3 separate regions of the Homo sapiens genome follow, and all the other regions are linked to region 1. Evidence: chromatin contacts called from ENCODE Hi-C or POLR2A ChIA-PET data. All regions are on one chromosome and are shown on one strand. The core of a region is the stretch at or near the end of the contact, and the rest is flanking DNA. Distances in the headings are between cores, read along the strand shown.

Region 1 (3,642 bases), core at 636-3,135:
ACCCATGTTTGTCCTCAATGAGCCTTTCAGGGAAATGGTTGTTCATTCACACAGTCAAGAAACATTTACTGTGCATCTATCACATGCCAAGCACCACGGGACCAGGCAATGGGATCTAGAGGGGACAAGGCCATTGGTTCCATAATTTCAAGGGCTATGAAGGCAGAGTCCTGAGACCAAGAGTCCACTGAACAGAAGATTCTATCCTAGTCTACGGGTTCATGACATGCTTCCCTGAGAAAGAGACATCAAAACTAAGGACCAGGCCGGACACAGTGGTTCCTGTCTATAATCTCAGCATTTTGGGAGGCCAAGGTGGGCGGATCACTTGAGGTCAGGAGTTCGAGACCAGCCTGGCCAACATGGTGAAACCCCATCTCTACTAAAAATACAAAAAGTAGCTGGGTGTGGTGGTGGGCGCCTGTAGTCCCAGCTACTCATGAGGCTGAGGCAGGAGAATCGGTTGAACCTGGGAGGCAGAGGCTGCAGTGAGCCGAGATCGCATCACTGCACTCTAGCCTGGGCAACAGGCCAGGGAAAAAAAAAAAAAAGGAAAAAAAAAAACAAAAAACAAAACTAAGGACTAAGGACAACTAAAAGATAGCCAGGCAGACAGGGTGGAGAAAAATCACTGCACATGGAGGGAAGAGCATGCTGGAAGCCCGGGGGCAGGAATGAGCTGGGCATGCCCACCAGTATTCCTGATGGTCTGAGGCCACTGTGCTCTAGCTTAGCACACAAATCTGGCCCACTTACGTGAGAAGGGCTGGCACTCGGAGGCCAACAAAGAGCACAGTCTTACCCAGAGGACAGGACAAAGAAACCCTGCACAGTGCGCACTGCTCTGCTCTGCCTCCATTCTCACTCTGCCATTCATGGCCGAAGGCCGGTTTGTAGGAGTGGCAGCAGCTGGCAGGGGTGGCAGGAGTGGAGGGCTGTGCTTTCTCCTTGGAGTTCACTTCTGCTCTCTGGGTACTGGTCCGCTCAGGATGCAGAGCTCATCCTCCCCAGCCATTACAGCCTGAACATGCCTTCTAGGAGACGTCTTACCAAGCCATTGCCCTCACTAACATAATGTTATCACATGCCTAATGCGGTTACTCTAAAGCAAATGGACTGTTACCAGCACGCCACCGGGCACATTTTTCAGAAGAAAAGCAGCTGCTCACTGAATCTGTCACTTCCTCCTCTTCTCAGTGCCATGACCGCAGAGCAGGAGCCTGCTAAGGGCTGTTTTCCTTCACACTCTGTTCCAGCACACTCAAGATGCAGCCTCAGGTCTCTCAGTGGAACCCAGCAGGTCAGCCACAGCATCCACCCTGAGGAGCTTCCTGGCTCACAGGCAACCCTGACAACCAGGGCTTGTTCCTGAGAATCTGAAGGTGTGGCTATCAGAGCTTCTAGTTCACTAGTCCACTTCCCTCATCTTACAGACCAGAAAGGAAAATGCAGTGAAGGGAAGTTAAGCCAAGGTTCCAAAGTCGCACACCTAGTTAGCTGTAGAACCCACAGCTCGGCTGCCTTCCCAGTTCATCTCCTCTAAAAAAAAAAATAAGGATGCCACCAATACTTCATAGGTTGTGAGTTTTAAATATGATAGCGAATAGTGCAGCCGGGCCAGGAAAGTGGCAGGCTTTCACTAAATGTTGACTGTCTGAAAAGTTTATCTCCTAGACCTCCAGGACCCCCTCCATTCCCTCTCCCAGGGACTCATTTTGCTGAATTTTCAGTGGGGAAAATCTAGCACGGGGTTAACATATTTATAGCTAGTGTTTGGTCAAAATGAGTTAAACTGAAGTCTCTACTTGTTCTCAGGTCTCTAGGCCACAGTATTTGCAAGGCCAGTTCCTCTTTTGCTCCAGCCAGATTTCCTGTTGTCTCTGGAGAGTTGATTTGATAGAGAAGATATCACTGAAGATAACCACTGAAGGTAGGTCACACCACCTTCCCTTTAGCCACTCCAAGTTGGGAGAGACTAAGCCAAGTCAACTGGAAAAGAGAGAGGCGGGAGTTCTCAAACTTTCGTCTATGAGGATGAGGAATGCAAAAGATCCTGCAGATACCCATGCCAATTCCACCAAGCACTGACAAAAAAAAAAGCCTCCTAAACCATGGGACGAACATTGCTTCTGAGAAAACAGCCAAATGAGCCAGTCAGCTCAGCTTCTGCTCCTCTCTCAACACACTACCTCCCCACTCCTCTCCACCCGCTCCCCACACTTTAAAATAACCATCCAACCATGTAAATTCCCTGGTGCAAGTGTCTGCCAGCCTCCAGCAGAACTGTCAATGCTCATAAATCCCTGGCCTTCCAGATTGCACTGTGGCTATTTACTGGGGAGAGGGCTGCAGCAGGCCACTAGACAACAGCAGGAAGAGACTGGCCTAGCAGTAACTACTCTGGTTACAGCGTCACAATTCATGGCAGCATTTTGCTGGGAGCGTGCACCATCAGGGAGGAGAAACATAAAAGGGGAATCTGGGCTATAAATAGTTTATTTCGGCAATTCCTGATGTTGGCTGAATCATACTTTAGTACAGAAATACATGAAAGCACCACTCTGGAGGTGACATGTGTTGCCACCTCATTACTCTTTTCAAAAGGGTCTTCCATCAGAGAGACACCTCGCTACAAATTATAGTGAAGAAAACAAAACCCTCACACACAGACTTATTAACAGTCCAGAAGGAAATGGAATGACCAGGATTCAAACAAGCAGAGAACTGGTGCAACAAAGGCTATCAGTGACCTGGGGTCTCTTTTTCATTCATGAAAAATAAGAAAATAGTAAGAAAAAGGTAGCACTCTTCCCCTCTATCCCCCAAACACGTCAGAATTTTTCAAAGTAGTTCACATTTCCCTATTTCTCCTAATGCACCTAAATTAGGCTGACTCCTCCAGTGAACCCTACCTTCATGTTCCTTCTCAGTGGTTCCCACTTTCTTGATCTTCCTGGGAGATTTCATAAAGAGGGGAAAGATGGTTCGTAAGCCAAGAATGTCAACAAACTTATGGCAGTTGTCTGTGCCTTCGGGGCCAATCATGGCATGGTCCAGCACTTTCAGGGCACTGCTCCGGGAGATCTTCTTTTCCCTGTGAACAAAAGAGGTTTCAGATAAGGTATTTCATGGGGAAATTATAGAGCTTAAAAAAAAAAAAGGGTATTTGCTGCCGTACACATTATACATCTAAATGGAAATATTACATACTTGTTAACAATTAGGAGAAGACGTCTACAATAGGGTGGACAAATTCTTACAGTCAGAATGATAAACACAAAAGGCAATACTCAAAATTCTTTATGAAGCATTACCACAATTACACATGAAAAATGTACATTAAAAGTGACTGGAAAGAAAGAGACTAAAATTATAAGAGATTATTTCGGGGTGTTGAGATTATAGACATTTCATTATTCATTTTTCTTTCTTTTTAACAGCTTTATTGAGACAATTCGCATACTATACAATTTCTACCAGTTAAAATGTACAACTCAATGGGTTTTAGAATATTCACAGATATGTCAGCTACCACCACAGTCAATTATAAAACATTTTCATTGCCCTGAGAAGAAACTACATACTCTTAACACCCCCTACCCTCTTCATCCCATCCTGGCCCTAAGCAACCACTGATCTATG
Region 2 (3,642 bases), core at 737-3,236, 500 kb after region 1:
AAACTAGCAGTGGCCTTGAGGAAAGATAGGACTGGCTGAAACAGAGAGCAAGGAAGGCCATCCATGTGGACTCAACAAGGCAAACGGAGACACGGAGTCCAGGATGCGCTTGGCAGGCGGGGAGAACTGTGATTAGAAAGAACAGCCTTGGGAGCTCATTCCAGACACAATTCAGCACGACTATGCTGGCCCTCCCCACTGGCTGCTCTGTGGCTCCTTGTGTGTCCAGCCGTCTCTCCCAAGAACCGGTCGGTACACATCTCCAGACCACAGGCTGGTGGAAGCATGTTTATACCCTCATCACACGGCAATCTCTCCAGAACGGGTCATTAAGTAAAAAACAGCCTGCCTCTCAATTCAACTGCAACCTCCTCCCAAGCTTTAAAACCACACAGAGCAGAAATGCACAGTTGCTTCTGTGAGTCTGTGTCCTGAGGTGTTGAGAATGGGTGGATGCTTGCCTGGGGCTCATTATTTATTTACGGCAGGCCTCACTGGCAACTAGCGGCCTCGTTTAAAATCAAGACCCTTGTGCAAAATTTTCCAGAAGAGTCCTGACCTTCTAGGCCACTGTCCTACTGCACCACAGGAATGAGCCACCTGTGGTGCAGTAGGTGCAGGTGGCTCACCATACTGATGAGCCAAAACATCATCAGGGGTCTAAACACTGCAGGGCTTTCTGGTTGGTTGTGAAGTCTCCACGGGCATCATATTGAAAGCCACCACTCTCACCATCGCCCGTGGCGAGTCCTCCACTAGATCGCAATGCTGGCCACCGGCTGTCTGTCTTCCCAGCACCTCTTTTCCATGGGGACCCTGCCCTTTCCCTATCCCATGGGGGTCTGGGGGACTCTCAGTCACTGGGGTCACAAGAGTAGGCAGCTAAATGTGGCCTGGCCAGAGACAGCACTCATTCCTGCTTCCCACCTGTGAGACAAGGTGTATGTGGCCAAGGAGAGGCCTTCCATGAGACTCAGAAGGTGAGGAGAGGCAGAGAAATGGCTTCTCTCACCTGTCAATCCCGACTGATAAGGGCACTGACTGTGGCTGCTGCAGCCATCTTTCCCAACACAGAACAAGGGCCTAGGAAGGAAGCCAGCACTCCCAGGAAAGCCAGGAGAGAGAGAGACACATGAAGCCCTGGAGACCCCTTGAACCCCTAAATCCAGCTGTCCTTTGAAATTCCCAGTTCCAAGAGCCAATACTGTTTCCATTCGGGGAAGCTGCTGGAGCTGTTTCTGAACTTGCAACAGGAAGAGTCCCCACTAATATGAGACGGTGGCAATCAACAAACATGGCAGAGTAGAAGTGAAAGGACCTGCCTTCTAGAAGCAGGCAGCTGGCTGTGAGCTGACGAGATGCACTATAAGCATATGAACAGATGAGAATAGTCAACACTGAAACTAGGAGAGTTTCTGATTCACTACCGTGTATGACTGACTATCTGCCACACAAGTTGCTGAACTCAAAGTCTACACCCACTTGCTTAGTTACCTTCGTGCACCTTATCTGGCTGAATCAACACTCTGTGTAGAAATCGATCCGGAAGAGGCTTGGAGGAGGGTTATGGGGAGGAGGAAGACAGGCTCCCCACCTTGAGAAGAAACCTGTCCCCCACTTCCCACTGCACTCCATGTAGAGAGGCTATGGACCATCTCCCCCAGAAAATGTGCCTAGGCATATAAAACCTCACATTCTTGTACACAATTTGAGGGGGATCACAGACCCCTCAAACCTATCCCAGGACTTCCCTAGAAAGCCAGGAACTCCCTATTGAGAACTTTCTTCTACTGAAACCCAACTCTGAAGGACGGCAGCTGGAACACAGTGGTGGTGTCAGACTAGGCTGGCTTTCCCCAATCCTCTCCAGGGAACTGGTGTCACATGTGCTCTCCATGAACCACTCGGTGGACTTCAGGGAGGCCACACTCTCCTGGTCTCCTGCCCACTGCTCTGCCTGTCACTTGAGAGAGGGAGAGAAAGGGAGACCCCAGCTTTGTCTGCCTAGCAGTCCCCCTGTGGGAATGGACCTTCCCATCCTCACTCAGAGGTCACTCCACAGAACCCTCCCCTCCCCTCCACTGGCCACAGCTGTCCCAAGCTGGGTCAGCCACAGTTCCTTCCCTGGGGATGCTGGAACTGAGACCAGCAGGAAGGCATGGTTGTGTTTAGTGGCTGTGCTGCATCTCACCACAGGGCCAGCAAGCAGAGAAGCAGGGTCCTAGTTAGAAAAGCAAAAGACAGGAGGGAGACAGGAAGGGAGGCAGAGGGCATGCCAGTGAGGAGCAGTAAGTCCCAGTTCCCACCACTTCCGGAGGCCCTGCGGCGCTCCTGCTCTTGGGTTCTAGGACAGCACCCGCACCTTCTCAGTCTATCTACATTGCACGGAAACTACTTCAACAGGTTGGGTATGCTCCAAGTTCACGTCTTTCCTGGATCTTCATTTCCCTTGCAAAACTCAGCAACTCATTCTTGGGTTTCAAGTAATAATGCTGTATTTGTTTGGTTTCCTTTTTTTTTTTTTTGAGATGGAGTCTCGCTCTGTCGCCCAGGCTGGAGTGCAGTGGCACAATCTCAGCTCACTGCAACCTCCATCTCCCGGGTTCAAGGGATTCTCCTGCCTCAGCCTCTCTAGCAACTGGGATTATAAGTACACACTACCACGCCTGGCTAGTTTTTGCATTTTTAGTAGAGACAGGGTTTCACCATGTTGGCCAGGCTGGTCTTGAACTCCTGACCTCAAGTGATCCGCCCACCTCAGCCTCCCACGTGCTGGGTTTACAGGCATCATAATGCTCTGTTAATAAAATAATTGTCAGGTCTCTATTCCCAACTTCTTGCTCGCCTTTCCTTTCCCACACGGAACATTTTGCTATTATTTCAAACTTAACACATCTAAGAACTGAACATATCCTGTCCTCCTAAAATTGGTTTGTGTTTGAGGGAAATTATCTAAAGACTTGAGTAGTGGCTGCATATTACAATCACCTGGACACTTTAAAAAAATACTGATCCAAGCCGGGCACACTGGCTCATGCCTGTAATCCCATCACTTTGGGAGGCCAAGGTGAGAGAATCACCTGAGCCCAGGAGTTCAAGACCAGCCTGGGCAACATAGTGAAACCGTGTCTCTACAAAAAAATTATTTAAAAATTAGCCAGGTGTGGTGGAGCACACCTGTAGTCCCAGCTACTGAGGAGGCAGAGGACGGGAGGATCACTTGAGTCCAGGTCGAGACTGCAGTGAGCTACGATTGTGCCACTGCACTCCAGCCTAGGCAATAGAGCAAGACCCTGTCTCAAAAACATAAATAAAAAGAAAATACTGATCCAAGGCTTCAGAGAACAACTGAATCAGAATCTCTGGGTGTGGTCTAGGCCTTTGAAAGTTCCCCAGATGGTTCTATGTGCAGCCTTGTGGAGAATCATTGGCCAGTCCAAGGACCGGCACTGTCATTCTCTAATCCCAGCTCACAGCAAACAGACATCATTGATCAATTTCTTTCCTCCAGAGCAAAGCAGCAGCCCCCAGAATCCTTTTCACCATGGCCACCAAGCAATTGATCAGACTTGGCATGAGAGATGAAACTTACCAGCTAACCTGGACTAGATGGAAATGGTACTAGGACCTACTATCTTCTAT
Region 3 (3,642 bases), core at 547-3,046, 290 kb before region 1:
CCTGCCTCAGACTCCTGAGTAGCTGGGACTACAGGCACACACCACCACGCCTGGCTAATATTTTTGTTTTTTTTTTATTAGAGATGGGGTTTCACCATGTTGGCCAGGCTGGTCTTGAACTCCTGACCTCAGGTGATCCACCCTCCTCGGCCTCCCAAAGTGCTGGGATTACAGGTGTGAGCCATCGTGCCCGGCTAAAATAGTAAATTTATGTTATATGTATTTTACCACAATTTTGAAAAATATGTTCACATATACATAGGATTATGAATTCACAATTTAATGAACAAACTGAGGTTGTGAAAATGAACTTTTTAAGTAACAAAAATGGAAAGGGGAACCAAGAATTAAAGGTCCTAAAATGAATCATGTGTGTGTAACCACCATAGTACACAGGCAGGATTGGGGAACTGCAATCGCAAAGCAACTTTGTCTCCTATGTCCCTTGAAATCCAATTTGTGGGGCTAATGTATCCTGTAACTCTCAAAGAAAAACCCAGGCCTCCATAACTTCTCTAGTCATTTTTATTTAAAAAAATTCCTGTAGTCACACTTAAAGTGTAAAAACAGTCTCATTTCAGAGATGTAAATGTGCAAGCCCATGTTACAATCAAAATAGCCTATCATGTGAAGGTGACCTCTCTGGGTCTGCTGGGGGCGAGAGGCCAGCATCTGGGAAGGGAGGCCAGCATCCGGGAAGGGAGGCCTCCCTTGTTTACCGTTTCTGACCCTTCCAGGGACACAGCAGTGGGAGTGAAGCAGCAGCAAGAGACAGTCCTTAAGGTCTGGTGGTGGTGACTGGGCGCTGCTGGGCAAAAGTTTAACAAAGTTTAACAGCTTCCTTCCCCCATGGGCTCCTCAGATGCTCCTTGGAGTGGTTCCTCCCCTCCCTTCCCCCAGTCTCCCATCCTCATCTCCCATCACCTGGGGTCTCTTGGGGTGAGGGTTTCTCCCTGGCTCTTTGCTCTACTCCTTCCTCAGCACTGTGAGTCTGAAGTTCGCCTCCTTGAAACCCCGGGCCTCTTGCCCAGGCTCTATCACCCCAGGATGCAGGCCAGTTCTTCTACATGCATGCTCTGCCCTGACAAACTCTAGGAGTGGAGTCTGCACCCAGCCTCTCCCTTGCTTCGTCATCAAACACTTAGCCAGCACTGGCATCTCATCCTTCAGACTTTTCCAGGCAGGGGTCTGTTTAATCCACCAGATCAGGGACACATACTAAGCTCCATGGAGGCCCTTTCCCCTAATCTTGAGATAAAGTGTAGGTGGCACCCACTGCTCCCACTAGGGAGATGCCAAACACACCAATGGCCCTTTTCAAATAATTCTCATCCCAAATCCTCTTCCTTTACCTCTTAACTCCTGACTCTTTTCATACCCTTAAAGTGGGTGAGGGGGGTTGAGGATGACAGGTTTTTGACCACTCTGTTGTAAATGCTGCAGATGGTCTAGCCATGTGGTCTCTATTACTCCTTCCAGCAGACATCTATTTTAATCTTGTTACATGTGTTTATAAATACCTGCATTCATTATTTAACATAGTAACAGCCACCACTGAGTCCCTAATTTGTACCAAAGCACTAGGCCCTTTTTACAAACATCTCAGTTATTAACAAGTATGTTGGTAACTACTTTCTTTCCTAAGAATTTGTATAGTGAGTATTTTAAAATCTATGGAGTACATTATTCAGGTACTGAGTTTATTAAGATTCTCAGTAGGAAGAAATATTCTGAAAACCTAGTCACAGGACTTCAGAGGTTACGTAATCAACCCTACTCATTTCCTGTAAGAAGCAGCTGAGGTCCCCAAGGGCTGAGTGACTTGCCCAAGGTCATCATAGTGAGAGGAGATGAGAAGATATGAGTTTTCACTCATCACAGCTGCCTCTTATTCACAAAAAATACTAGATAAATGGCCTGCTAATTTTAATATTTATCAAACCAATGGTAGAAATGAATTTTTAATGCAAAATAACTATTTGAGTCTAAAAAAAGTGAACACACTGGGCTTTCAACACTACATAAAGCTGTATGAATCCCAACCTACTGTACAGGAGAATGGATTCTTAATTGAATCTGTGCCTCAGAGTGGAAGCATGATTTTTAAATGGAAAATCCTACAGAGGTAGCAGTGAGCGATGAGCTTTAGCCAGATGAATTATTCCAGGAGAAAGTAAAAGAGGAAACCATGCTAGCAAATGGCTTTTTCTTAAAGATCCCAAATAAACCAAATATGAATTTTGTGCAGTGAACTACTGTGTTTACTCCCATCTTCCCGGTCGTGGCACTGTCTCCTGTGCCCCGATCTTTAGACTATGGTCTCCAGGGTTTCCTATGTATACACAGCACAATGGTGATACTATTCATTTCTCTAACAAATAGTACTGCGTGCCCAGGATATACCATCCAGAGTTCTCAGACTTCAGTCCCATATGCTTCTTATGCAGCACAACAATCGTAGCTTTTAGGGCTCGCAGAAAACCTAGAGATAATTTAGTCCAATACTACATTTTGCAGGTAAGAAAGCTGAGGCTGGCTGTGGTGGCTCATGCCTACAATCCTAGCACTTTGGGAGGTCAAGGCGGGAGGATTGCTTGAGCCCAAGAATTCGAGACAAGCCTAGACAACATAGTGAGTCCCTATCTCTAAAAAAAGTCAAGAAAAGAAAAAAATTGGCCAGGCGTGGGTAGATGCCTGTAGTCCTAGCTCCTTGAGAGGCTGAGATAGGAGGATAGCTTGAGACGAGGAGATTGAGGCTGCAGTGAGCTAAGGTTGCACCAGCCTGGGCAAGAGTTAGATCCTGTCTCAAAAAGAAAAAAAAAAAAAAAAAAAAAAAAAAGAAAGAAAAAACTGAGGCCCAGAGAGGAAAATACCTTGCCCAGGAAGGTGACACAGAGAGTTAATGGCTCTAGTCACAAAGGATAAGCATTTTGACAGATTCATGGACTCTTGGGTAGCTCCATCTTCAGCTCTGAAGACCTCAAAGTCATTTTGTAGCCTGAAGTGCTAATTAAACCAGAAGAATCATGGACTTACTATTTATAGGGAGGAGTGAAGAAATTAGACCATGAAATCTGGGGACACAGAAGGAGATCTTGTCTCTTGAGATTCACATGTAACATCCAACTTTCATATTTTAACAGAACTTGGGTAATGCAGTCTCAATTTTCCTAATACTGGACTTATCTGGGTTGCAGTCTTGATGAACCACACCTACTACAGAGGTTTTTGCACCATAAGATAACCCCACTTCTTCTGGCAGATGCTGCCATTACCCAGTGGACAGGTTTATGATCCTTCCAAACATATCACTTGCTTCAAAAGGACCTAATTCAAAATCATTTTTGTTATTTTGAGAGCTTTAACCAGCAATACACAGTCAATATGCTTTCACTCCATGTACAAGTGAAAAGGACAAAGCAAAGCCATGACTGTTTTTAAGAGACATACCACTTGGGTTCGCAATTATCTCACATTTTTCGTCTTTTTACTGTTCAGCGTGGCTTTCCGTGTACTGCCAAAATCAAATCGCTCTCAGGAGGCCTACTGGTGTGAACAAAGGCGCTAAAATCAAAGAACTTCCAAGTTTTAATCTGTCAGAGATTGGCTGTGAAGTATGGGGGAAGAGTCATTTAATCTCTC

Evidence for each region. A loop is a pair of places that touch in the nucleus more often than their neighbours do. ChIA-PET counts read pairs that join two places held with the same protein, here RNA polymerase II (POLR2A). Pooled maps may share reads with other maps.
Region 2: a pooled map shows a loop between it and region 1 (5-fold over the local background). The contact joins two enhancer-like sites. A Hi-C loop is called at or near these places in 1 of 37 single-sample maps with no recorded cell type and 3 of 50 pooled maps. POLR2A ChIA-PET finds 5 or more read pairs at or near these places in 1 of 52 experiments (activated T-cell).
Region 3: a loop to region 1 is called in a map with no recorded cell type, with 13 times the contacts of the local background. The contact joins two enhancer-like sites. A Hi-C loop is called at or near these places in 6 of 37 single-sample maps with no recorded cell type and 4 of 50 pooled maps.

The regions. Positions count from the first base shown.
Region 1 is chr20:37,802,319-37,805,960 of GRCh38, reverse strand. CTNNBL1 (catenin beta like 1) reads right to left here. Exons shown (of 16, transcript NM_030877.5): 11 at 2,913-3,094. Among named protein-coding and RNA genes, the nearest start is that of VSTM2L, 99 kb to the left of the region's middle. Within about 2 kb of position 1,885, at least 5 of the 41 ENCODE cell types and tissues checked have a DNase peak (open chromatin) inside an H3K27ac peak, as active enhancers do.
Region 2 is chr20:37,306,640-37,310,281 of GRCh38, reverse strand. All of the region lies in intron 2 of MANBAL (mannosidase beta like), which reads right to left. Among named protein-coding and RNA genes, the nearest start is that of MANBAL, 19 kb to the right of the region's middle. Within about 2 kb of position 1,986, at least 4 of the 41 ENCODE cell types and tissues checked have a DNase peak (open chromatin) inside an H3K27ac peak, as active enhancers do.
Region 3 is chr20:38,092,650-38,096,291 of GRCh38, reverse strand. No RefSeq gene overlaps it. Among named protein-coding and RNA genes, the nearest start is that of RPRD1B, 61 kb to the right of the region's middle. RefSeq lists silencers at 419-478, 3,091-3,385. Within about 2 kb of position 1,796, at least 20 of the 41 ENCODE cell types and tissues checked have a DNase peak (open chromatin) inside an H3K27ac peak, as active enhancers do.